Linked DNA regions of Homo sapiens: region 2 is linked to region 1. Evidence: read pairs that join two places in POLR2A ChIA-PET (ENCODE). Cell type or tissue: Panc1. All regions are shown on one strand. Each heading gives the region's core, and the rest is flanking DNA. Links, peaks and the distances in the headings are about the cores only. Region 1 overlaps LOC107987037 (a long non-coding RNA gene). Region 2 has its middle 79 kb from the start of NEK6.

The links. ChIA-PET counts read pairs that join two places held together with the same protein. Peaks named below come from ENCODE experiments on the same cell type or tissue, not always from the same donor. Only the 100,000 strongest peaks of a DNase experiment are listed, where the experiment ranks them.
Region 2: POLR2A ChIA-PET joins it to region 1 with 5 read pairs; 2 of 35 experiments call an interaction of 5 or more read pairs at or near these places.

Annotation. Positions count from the first base shown.
Region 1 is chr9:124,077,221-124,081,609 of GRCh38, forward strand. The region is part of intron 2 of LOC107987037 (a long non-coding RNA gene); the gene reads left to right. Among named protein-coding and RNA genes, the nearest start is that of LHX2, 68 kb to the left of the region's middle. RefSeq lists enhancers at 1,264-2,463, 1,470-1,764 and a silencer at 1,470-1,764. In Panc1, for the core only: no CTCF peak of the experiment used is centred there; DNase peaks (open chromatin) are centred at 1,651 and 2,111; H3K27ac peaks cover 856 bases.
Region 2 is chr9:124,177,237-124,181,625 of GRCh38, forward strand. No RefSeq gene overlaps it. Among named protein-coding and RNA genes, the nearest start is that of NEK6, 79 kb to the right of the region's middle. In Panc1, for the core only: no CTCF peak of the experiment used is centred there; no DNase peak of the experiment used is centred there.

The DNA of each region.
Region 1 (4,389 bases), core at 138-4,137:
CAGAGAGTAACGGAACCACAGGGAATCCATTATGCATATTTTGGGCCATTCAAAGCTTTTTTTTTTTTTTTTTTTTGAGACAGAGTCTCCCTCTGTTGCCCCGGCTGGAGTGCAATGGGGTGATCACAGCTCACTGCAACCTCTGCCTGCTGGGTTCAAGTGATTCTCCTCCCTCAGCCTCCCAAGCAGCTGGGATTACAGTGCTCACCACCACACCCGATGAATTTTTGTATTTTTAGTACAGACAGGGTTTCACCATGTTGGCCAGGCTGGTCTCGAACCCATGACCTCAAGTGATCTGCCCACCTCAGCCTCCCAAAGCACTGGGGTTACAGGCGTGAGCCACCGCACCCAGCCTCAAAGCTTTTGTAAACATTAGGAAAGTGCTTCTTGTCTGAGTTTACTTCCAATTCTGCTTTATTGTTAAATCTCATTGTTAACAATATTTCCCAACTCCTTCCTTCCCTCCTCCTTCCTTTTTTGCCAACATCTCTAAGAAAGTTGGATGGCATACAAGTCCTTCATGTGTCATTATGAACATGTTTAATCAGGTTGCTTTTCCAACATCCAAGACAATTGGTCTCAATTAGAGTAAAAGAATTTCTCTGGAGGTTAAGGGAGAAATAAGTTATTTTGAAGCCTTGGGCCCCCGAGAGAGAGAGAGAGCCTGGTGGGTGATTTATGCATCAGAGAGGCAGCAGGACTGGGTGTGATAGTGGGAAGGTGAGGTGGCCCAGAAAGGATGGAGGTAAGATCTTGAAGACAAACTTGGCTGAATTTTATGAATTACTAGAGGTTGGCTTCTAATTAGGCCTGGAACTCAATGCCATGCTGGTGTCATTCTTTCCTTTTGCTTCTCTGGGGACAGCCTGGCCTTCTGGGCCAGGGCCCATTAGTGAGTCACCGTGCAGGGCATTCATTCACTAAACATTCCTTCAGAACCTGTTCTGTTTCAGGTTCTGAGTTGGATGCTGGGAAAACAGACATTGCTCAGCCTCTGTTCCTGCCACTAGTGAGCTCTTGAACTTGTAAAGAGAATCATATCATTAATTTTAACTTACTAGATCAAGGGATGTCCAAGAGAGCCTGTGAGCCCCAGATTAGTGACTCTGTTTCTGAGAGGGACTGATATCAGAGTGGGGTCTTGAAGGATGAATAGGAGTTTGACAGGCAGAGAAATGTCCTTCTAGGCAAAAGCACATGCAAAAGTATATGGAGGTATGAAAGAATATAGCTTACTCAGGGAGAATGAGACATTACAGGATCAGCGGTTAATGGAACAAGATGGGGGACGAGCAAGAAAAGGTATAAAGAGGCAGAATGATGAACAGCCTTAAATGACACTGTTTGGAGTTTGGACAGGGTAGAGAGATCAGCTAGAGAGCAGGGGTCAAACTTGGGCCTAGGTTTGCTGAACTCTCAAGGCGCCAACTTGAAAGAGTGAGAAGTCCCCTTCTCTGACCAGAAGCAACTTACATACTTCCTGGTGGAGTAGAAACCAATTCCAGCATGGGGGAAGCCCCCAGAGCAGCTGTATAGGGCAGGCACATGGTGCTCCTGGATCTGAAAGGAAGGGAAAAGGATGGAACAATTCAGTGCACTTCTAAGTTATCCAAAACAATGTGAGTCATTTAACAAATATTTGTTTCGCTCCTACTGTATGCAAGACAGAGGTTGTCAGTGTGTTCAAGCCAAAGATCAAATACCCATGCCTCAAACCTGGGCTCAGATCCCAGCTCTGCCACTGATTTTCTGCATGGACGTGGGCAAATTGCTTCTCCTTTCTGGGCCGAAGTTTCTCCATTGGTACAATATGGGTGTTAGATTTGAAGATTTTGATCATGATGTCCTGCTCTCATATTCTGCAATTCTGACTTGCTCTGTGATCTTGGGCCAGCCCCTGCCCCTGTCTTGGCCTCAGTTTCCTCATCTGTAAAATGGAAGGTAGGAAGAGATTTAGCTTGAGATACATGGAGCCTGTATCTTGGTCACCCGAGCCTTCCCTACACCCAGCCCAGGGTCCTGAGCTACTCTCCCCACCCCCAGCACACTCTAGCTTCCTCTACATTTCTCATCAAGATGCAACATACTTTAAATAGCATCTGCATGACTGGCTGGTTTTTTCCTTCCCGGAGAAGCTCTCTACAAAGTGTGCCAAGTGGCAGCTGTCAGGGCCGAGGTGGCATTTCCCTCAGTGATGCTGACAGCAGCTGTCCCGGCGCAGGCTGAATGGAATGGAAATGACATCATGTTTATTCAGGAAAGATGTTCCCAGACCCAGATCAGTGTCAGCAAGATGCTGGGATGCTTGAGGAGGGAAAACAGGACCAAGACCAGGCACTGGGTCTCCTCTTCTGGAACACACACTGCGCCATACGCCACCCATCTCACACACATTCCACGCACACATGCTCACACACCCACACCACTCACACAGACGGGCCTCCATATATACCACACCCTCTCGCACACGCACGAAAACACAGATGAACACGTGCCACATGCTATACAGGCTCCCCCCTCCCCCGCACACAATCGCACCACAGGTACATATCAATACACACCACCATGACAGCGCACACATACACCACATGCTCACAGATACACAGACACCTAGAGAGACATAGACAGACAGCTGCATGTCACATATGCATTCAGGTAGGGGTGCAGCTATTGGGGTGGAGGACAAGCTTCGGGACCCCATGCATAGAATCGGATCTTTCTTCTTTCTCCCTGGGTCTGTTTCTTCTCTGAAATGGGTGTTGTGTCATCCAGCCCTAGGCTGTTCCAAAGACTAAACAGTAGAGGCAATATCTTGCTCTCAGAAGACAGTAGGTTTTTAAAAATTTTATTTTTTAATTTTTATTGAGACAGGGTCTTGCTCTGTCTCCCAGGATGGAGTGCAGTGCCACAATCTTGGCTCACTGCAACCTCTGCCTCCGGGCTCAAGCAATCCTCCCACCTCAGCCTCCCAAGTAACTGGGACTACACGTGTGCACCACCAAGTTCGGCTAATTTTCAGATTTTTTTTTTTGGTGGGGTAGAGACAGGGGTCTCACTATATTGCCCAGGCTGGTCTCAAACTCCTAGGCTCAAGCAATTCTCCCACCTTGGCCTCTCGAAGTGCTGGGATTACAGGCATGAGCCACCTTGCCCAGCCAACCCCAGGTCTTGAAGTTAGGTAGGCCTTACCTGGTTGATCCTGCCAGTAGCAAAAACAAAGGAAAAGGAAAAGAAGTTAGGCAGACTTTGAATTGAATCCAGATTCCATAAATCCTAGCTATGACGCTGGGCGTGTTATTTATCACTCTGAGCCTCTGTTTCCACATCATTAAAATGGGATGTTTTGGATACCTATTGCTGCATAACAACCAGCCCCCAAATTTATGCTTTAAAAAAACAGCTATTTTCTATTTCTCATTATACTATGGGTTGGCCAGGTAATAATCCTGCTCCAAGTAGTGTAAGCTGAGGTCCTGGGAGGCGTGGGCTATCCAAAATCGCCTCCCTTACAGAGCTGACAGTTGATGCACCTGGAATCTTTACCTGAGCTATAGGCCAGGGACCTCTGTTTTCTTCCACATGGACCTCTCCACATGGCTGCCTGAGCTTCCTCACAGCATGGTGGCGGGATTCCAAGGAGGGGCATTTCAAGAAGTGAAGGTGGAAGCTGCAGATCTCTTAAGATTTAGCATGGGAATCACAAAATGTCACTTCCAGTGCATTCTATTAGTCAGAGTAAGCCCCAGGGTCAGGCACGTAGTGAAGGCCTAGATTATGGCAGTCATTATTCATAGTCATTATTACTGCAGAGCCAGCGCTGTAATGGAGTCTGGACCAGGGACATCCTGAATTCCCAGTGCTGGGGGTTTACAGTCACTGAGACACTAAAGAATGGATAAGATATGAGGCCAGGTGCGGTGGCTCACGCCTGTAATGCCAGCACTTTGGGAGGCCAAGGTCAGGAGTTTGAGACCAGCCTGGGCAACATGGTGAAACCCCGTCTCTACTAAAAGTGCAAAAATTAGCCTGGTGTGGTGGCATAGGCCTGTAATACCAGCTACTTGGAAGGCTGAGGCAGGAGATTCACTTGAACCCAGGAGGCAGAGGTTGCAGTGAGCTGAGATTGCACCACTGCACTCCAGCCTGGGTGACAGAGCGATACTCCGTCTAAAAAAAAAAAAAGGACAAGGTCTCTGGACTTCTAAAGAGCTCCACCCCAACCAAACAAGCTCCTCCCAGATGGGTTTGGCTCTCCCTACTCTGCCTACCCCCTACCCCACCCTAACTGCTGCACTTAGATTTGCCTGCAGATTCATCCAAAAAGCCAATATGACTTTCCTGTTGTTAAAAAAAGAAGTAATGGCTACCATTTACAGAGCACCTACC
Region 2 (4,389 bases), core at 221-4,220, 100 kb after region 1:
TAAGTTTAGTGTGTAGTGGTACTTCGTTATTATTTTAATTTCATTTCTCTAAGTATCTTTTCATGTAATTATTGTCATTCATGTATCTTCTTTTGTGAAATTTCTGTTCAAATCTTTTGCCCATCTTTGTCTTACCACATTGTAAAGATTCTTTATATATTTTGGGTATGCACTCTCCATATATGCTTTTGTTTTTGTTTTTGAGATGCAATCTTGCTTTATCACCCAGGCTGGAGTGCAGTGGTACAATCTTCACTGCAACCTCCACCTCCCAGGTTCAAGCAATTCTCCCACTTCAGCCTCCCAAGTAGCTGAGATTACAGGAGCACATCATCGCGCCCAGCTAATTTTTGTATTTTAGTAGAGATGGGGTTTCGACACATTGGCCAGGCTGGTCTCAAACTCCTGACCTCAGGTGATCCACCCGCCTTGGCCTACCAAAGGGCTGGGATTACAGGCGTGAGCCACCACGCCCGACCTTTGCTTTTGTTTTGAGACAGGTCTTGCTATGTTGCCAGGCTGGTTTTGAATTTCTGGCCTTAAGTGATCCTCCTGCCTCAGCCTCCTGAGTAGCTGGGACTAGAGGTGCATCACTGCTCCTGGCTCCATATATGTTTTTTAATGTAAATTTAATTGAAGTATAATCATCCAAGTTATACTGACTGCATCAAAAAAGGTATATAGTGGGCTGGGCATGGTGGCTCACGCCTGTGATCCCAGCATTTTGGGAGCCCAAGGCAGACAGATCACCTGAGGTCAGGAGTTCGAGACCAGGCTGGCCAACATGGTGAAACCCCATCTCTATTAAAAATACAAAAGTCAGCCGGGTGTGGTGGCATGTGCCTGTAGTCCCAGCTACTCAGAAGGCTGAGGCAGGAGAATTGCTTGAACTCAGGAGGCAGAGGTTGCAGTGAGCCAAAAGCATGCCACTGCACTCCAGCCTGGGCAACAGAAAACAGAGCAAGACTCTGTCTCCAAAAAAAAAAAAAAAGTAAAATCTGTCATTCTGCAATTGCCTATTTTCCTCCACTAGGCATCATATTTTAAAAATGTATCCCTGTGGATACATGTTGCTCTAGGTAATTCATTTTACCTGTTGTATAGGATTCTGTAATGGCATCAAAACATGATTTATTTATCCGTTCTCTGTTGAATGATAGGTTGCTTCCAATTTTTTGCTATTTCAAACAGTTCTGCAGTGAACACTTTTATACATATTTCCGTATACACATAAGAGCTTCTCTAAGCAAACACCTAGAAGAGGCATAGGGGCTGCATATCTTTAAATTGATTCCAATTTTCTCTTTAGCTGTATTTATGCTACTATTCAGCCATCCTACTGAGTTTTAAATTTGAACAATTATTTTAAATTTCCAAGATCTTTTAGTGATTTATTTTAGTAACAGCCTGTCCTCAATTCATGAATATGTTATCTTCTCCCATCTCCCTCGGGATAGTAACTGCACACTTTAAGGTCTTCGCGGGGCGCGGTGGCCCACGCCTGTAATCCCAGCACTTTGGGAGGCTGAGGCGGGCGGATCACGAGGTCAGGAGATCGAGACCATCCTGGCTAACATGGGGAAACCCCGTCTCTACTAAAAATACAAAAAAAATTAGCCAGGTGTGGTGGCAGGTGCCTGTAGTCCCAGCTACTCGGGAGGCTGAGGCAGGAGAATGGCATGAACCCGGGAGGCGGAGCTTGTAGTGAGCCGAGATCGCGCCACTGCACTCCAGCCTGGGCAACAGAGCGAGACTCCGTCTCAAAAAAAAAAAAAAAGGTCTTCTTTGGTTTGTGTTTGCTCTTGAAGTCTTTTCCCTCGGGTCTCAGGTCTTCTCTTTGTTAAGTCTGATGCTCTCTTCCGGGGTCGACTTTGCTCAAATACTTGGGCATTCTTGGTTTTCTGCTCACCTTTGCTTTGGGAATTCTGATCTGCCTGCCTCTGAAGGACGGTGTTGACCACAAGGGTTTTCCTCTGATACTCACCATGAAGGCATGCTACTAGTGGTCTGTCACGGAAGTTGACGTTTTTCCCATTTCCTAGGGTGCGACTAGATACTCTAGGGCAGTGGTCCCCAACCCCCAGGCCAAGGGACCCGTACTGGTTTGTGGCCTGTCCTACCTGGCCCGCACAGCGGGAGGTGAGTGGCGGGCGAGCAAGCATTACCACCTGAGCTCCACCTCCTGTTAGGTCAGCGGTGGCATTAGATTCCCATAAGAGCACAAACCCTATTGTGAACTGAGCATGCAAGGATGTAGGTTGCATGCTCCTTATGAGAATCTAATGCCTGATAATCTGAGGTGGAACAGTTTCACCCCAAAACCATTCCGTCCCCCGACCCGCTCCGTGGAAAAGCTGTCTTCCATGAAACCGGTCCCTGGTGTCAAAAAGATTCGGGGTGGCTGCTTTAGGGCATGTTCTGACTCTGAGACCTAAATATTCCCTCGCACACCTCTGGCTTGTGGGCAAACTCCACTGCTGCTGGGTGTTCAGCATGAGTGATGGGTGGGGTGGGGGTGCTGGGGGCAGTTGGGCAGTGAGGGGCTGGCCAGCTTGGCTGCTCTAAACCCCTCAACTGCTAACTCTCATGACCGCCCCAGGCTGTCTCGCTGGTCTGAGTATTCCTGGGTTCTGTTGACTGAGCTTGGAGCACTCCTGGAGCCAGCCCTGACTTGCACAGTGGATCTCTCCTCCTGTGGCAGAGACACTGTGAGTCCCTCTGTCAATCCAAGCCTATCTACTTTCCATCTTTCAGGAACTCCAAAGTTACGGTCCACTGAGGATTCTCTTTCTTGTTTTCTACAACTGTTATAGATAGTATACATTTATTTGAATATATATGTATTTTTCTGACAACAGGAGATTTGGAGACAGAACTGTATGCCCATTCTGTCCCTTTTGCTCACTCTTCTGTGCTTCTTATCTTCCTTATTTTATTTATTTATTTGAGACAGTGTCTTGCACTTGTCACCCAGGCTGGAGTGCAGTGGTGCGATCTCGGCTCACTGCAACCTCCGCTTCCCGAGTTCAAGTGATTCTTCTGCCTCAGCCTCCTGAGTATCTGGGATTGCAGGCGTGTGCCACCATGCCCAGCTAAGTTTTGTATTTTTAGTAGAGACGGGGTTTCACCAGGCTGGTCTCGAATCCTGACCTTAAGCGATCCACCCGCCTCAGCCTCCCAAAATGCTTGGATTACAGGCGTGAGCCACTGTGCTCGGCCCTTATCTTCCTTAAATTCAGTCTTCATTGGATGTCTCTGACCGTGGGTCTCTCGGTTTCTCTCTTTCTGTGTGTGTCTCTCTGGGTCTCTGTCTCTGGCTGTTCTATTTCCATGTCTCTCTGTGGCTCCATCTCAGTTCTGATGATCTCTACTCACGCTTCTCTCCCTCTTCCTGGTCCTCTGAGTCCCTCTGCCTCATCAGGCTCCTCATCTCGGTGGCTGCTCCCCATCAGCGTGAGGCTCTGGTCCCCAGGGCTGGCTGGCTCTGGAGCAGTTTGCGGGTGGGGGAGCCCCAGATTGCTGCAACATGGAACAAGGATTTCCAACACATGCTCCCCCTGGCAGCCTGCCACCACAGCTTGCTGCCTGCCAACATCACACTTCAACTTAAAGAGGGAAAACTGCCAGACCAATGTTTTAGCTACAGCCCCGTGTCAGGGTTGCACGGGGAATCTCGCAGCAGCCCCTGCCAGGAACTGGAGCTGAGAGGGGATTAGGGAAGGGACTCTGGGCTGCTGGGTGGTGATGGGGGGTCCCAGATGCCTCCCTCCCTGGCCTCCCTGGTTCTAGGTACCAGAAAGTTTGCCTGGAATCCACTCTGGGCTCTGGGCTGAGCTGAGTTCCTCTGGGCTCTCCCCAGAATCGGGGCTTCCCGTATAGTCCCCTCCTGGGCAGGTATAGTCACCAGGGGTCCTGCTTCTTTCATCATTGTCTCTCCCCGCCCCCACGCCACCCACAGAGTAGCTGCCTTTTCCATCCACAGGCAGGATGGCTCTGTGCTCTGAGCCAAGCATCCCTGAGCACAGGGAATGGTCTGAAACAGAGGACACGTCAGTGGGATCACTCTGGTTTACTGGTCAAGAGTTAGGAAATGTGCCAGGCACGGTGGTTCACGCCTGTAATCCCAGCACTTTGGGAGGCCAAGGCGGGCGGATCACCTGAGGTCAGGAGTTTGAGACCAGCCTGGCCAACATGGTGAAAAACTGTCTCTACTAAAAATACAAAATTAGCCAGGCGTGGTGGCACACGCCTGTAATCCCAGCTACTTGGGAGGCTGAGGCACGAGAATTGCTTGAACCCAGGAGGCAGAGGTTGCAGTGAGCCAAGATCATGCCACTGCACTCCAGCCTGGGCAACACAGTAAGACTCTGTCTCAAAAAAAAGAAAAAA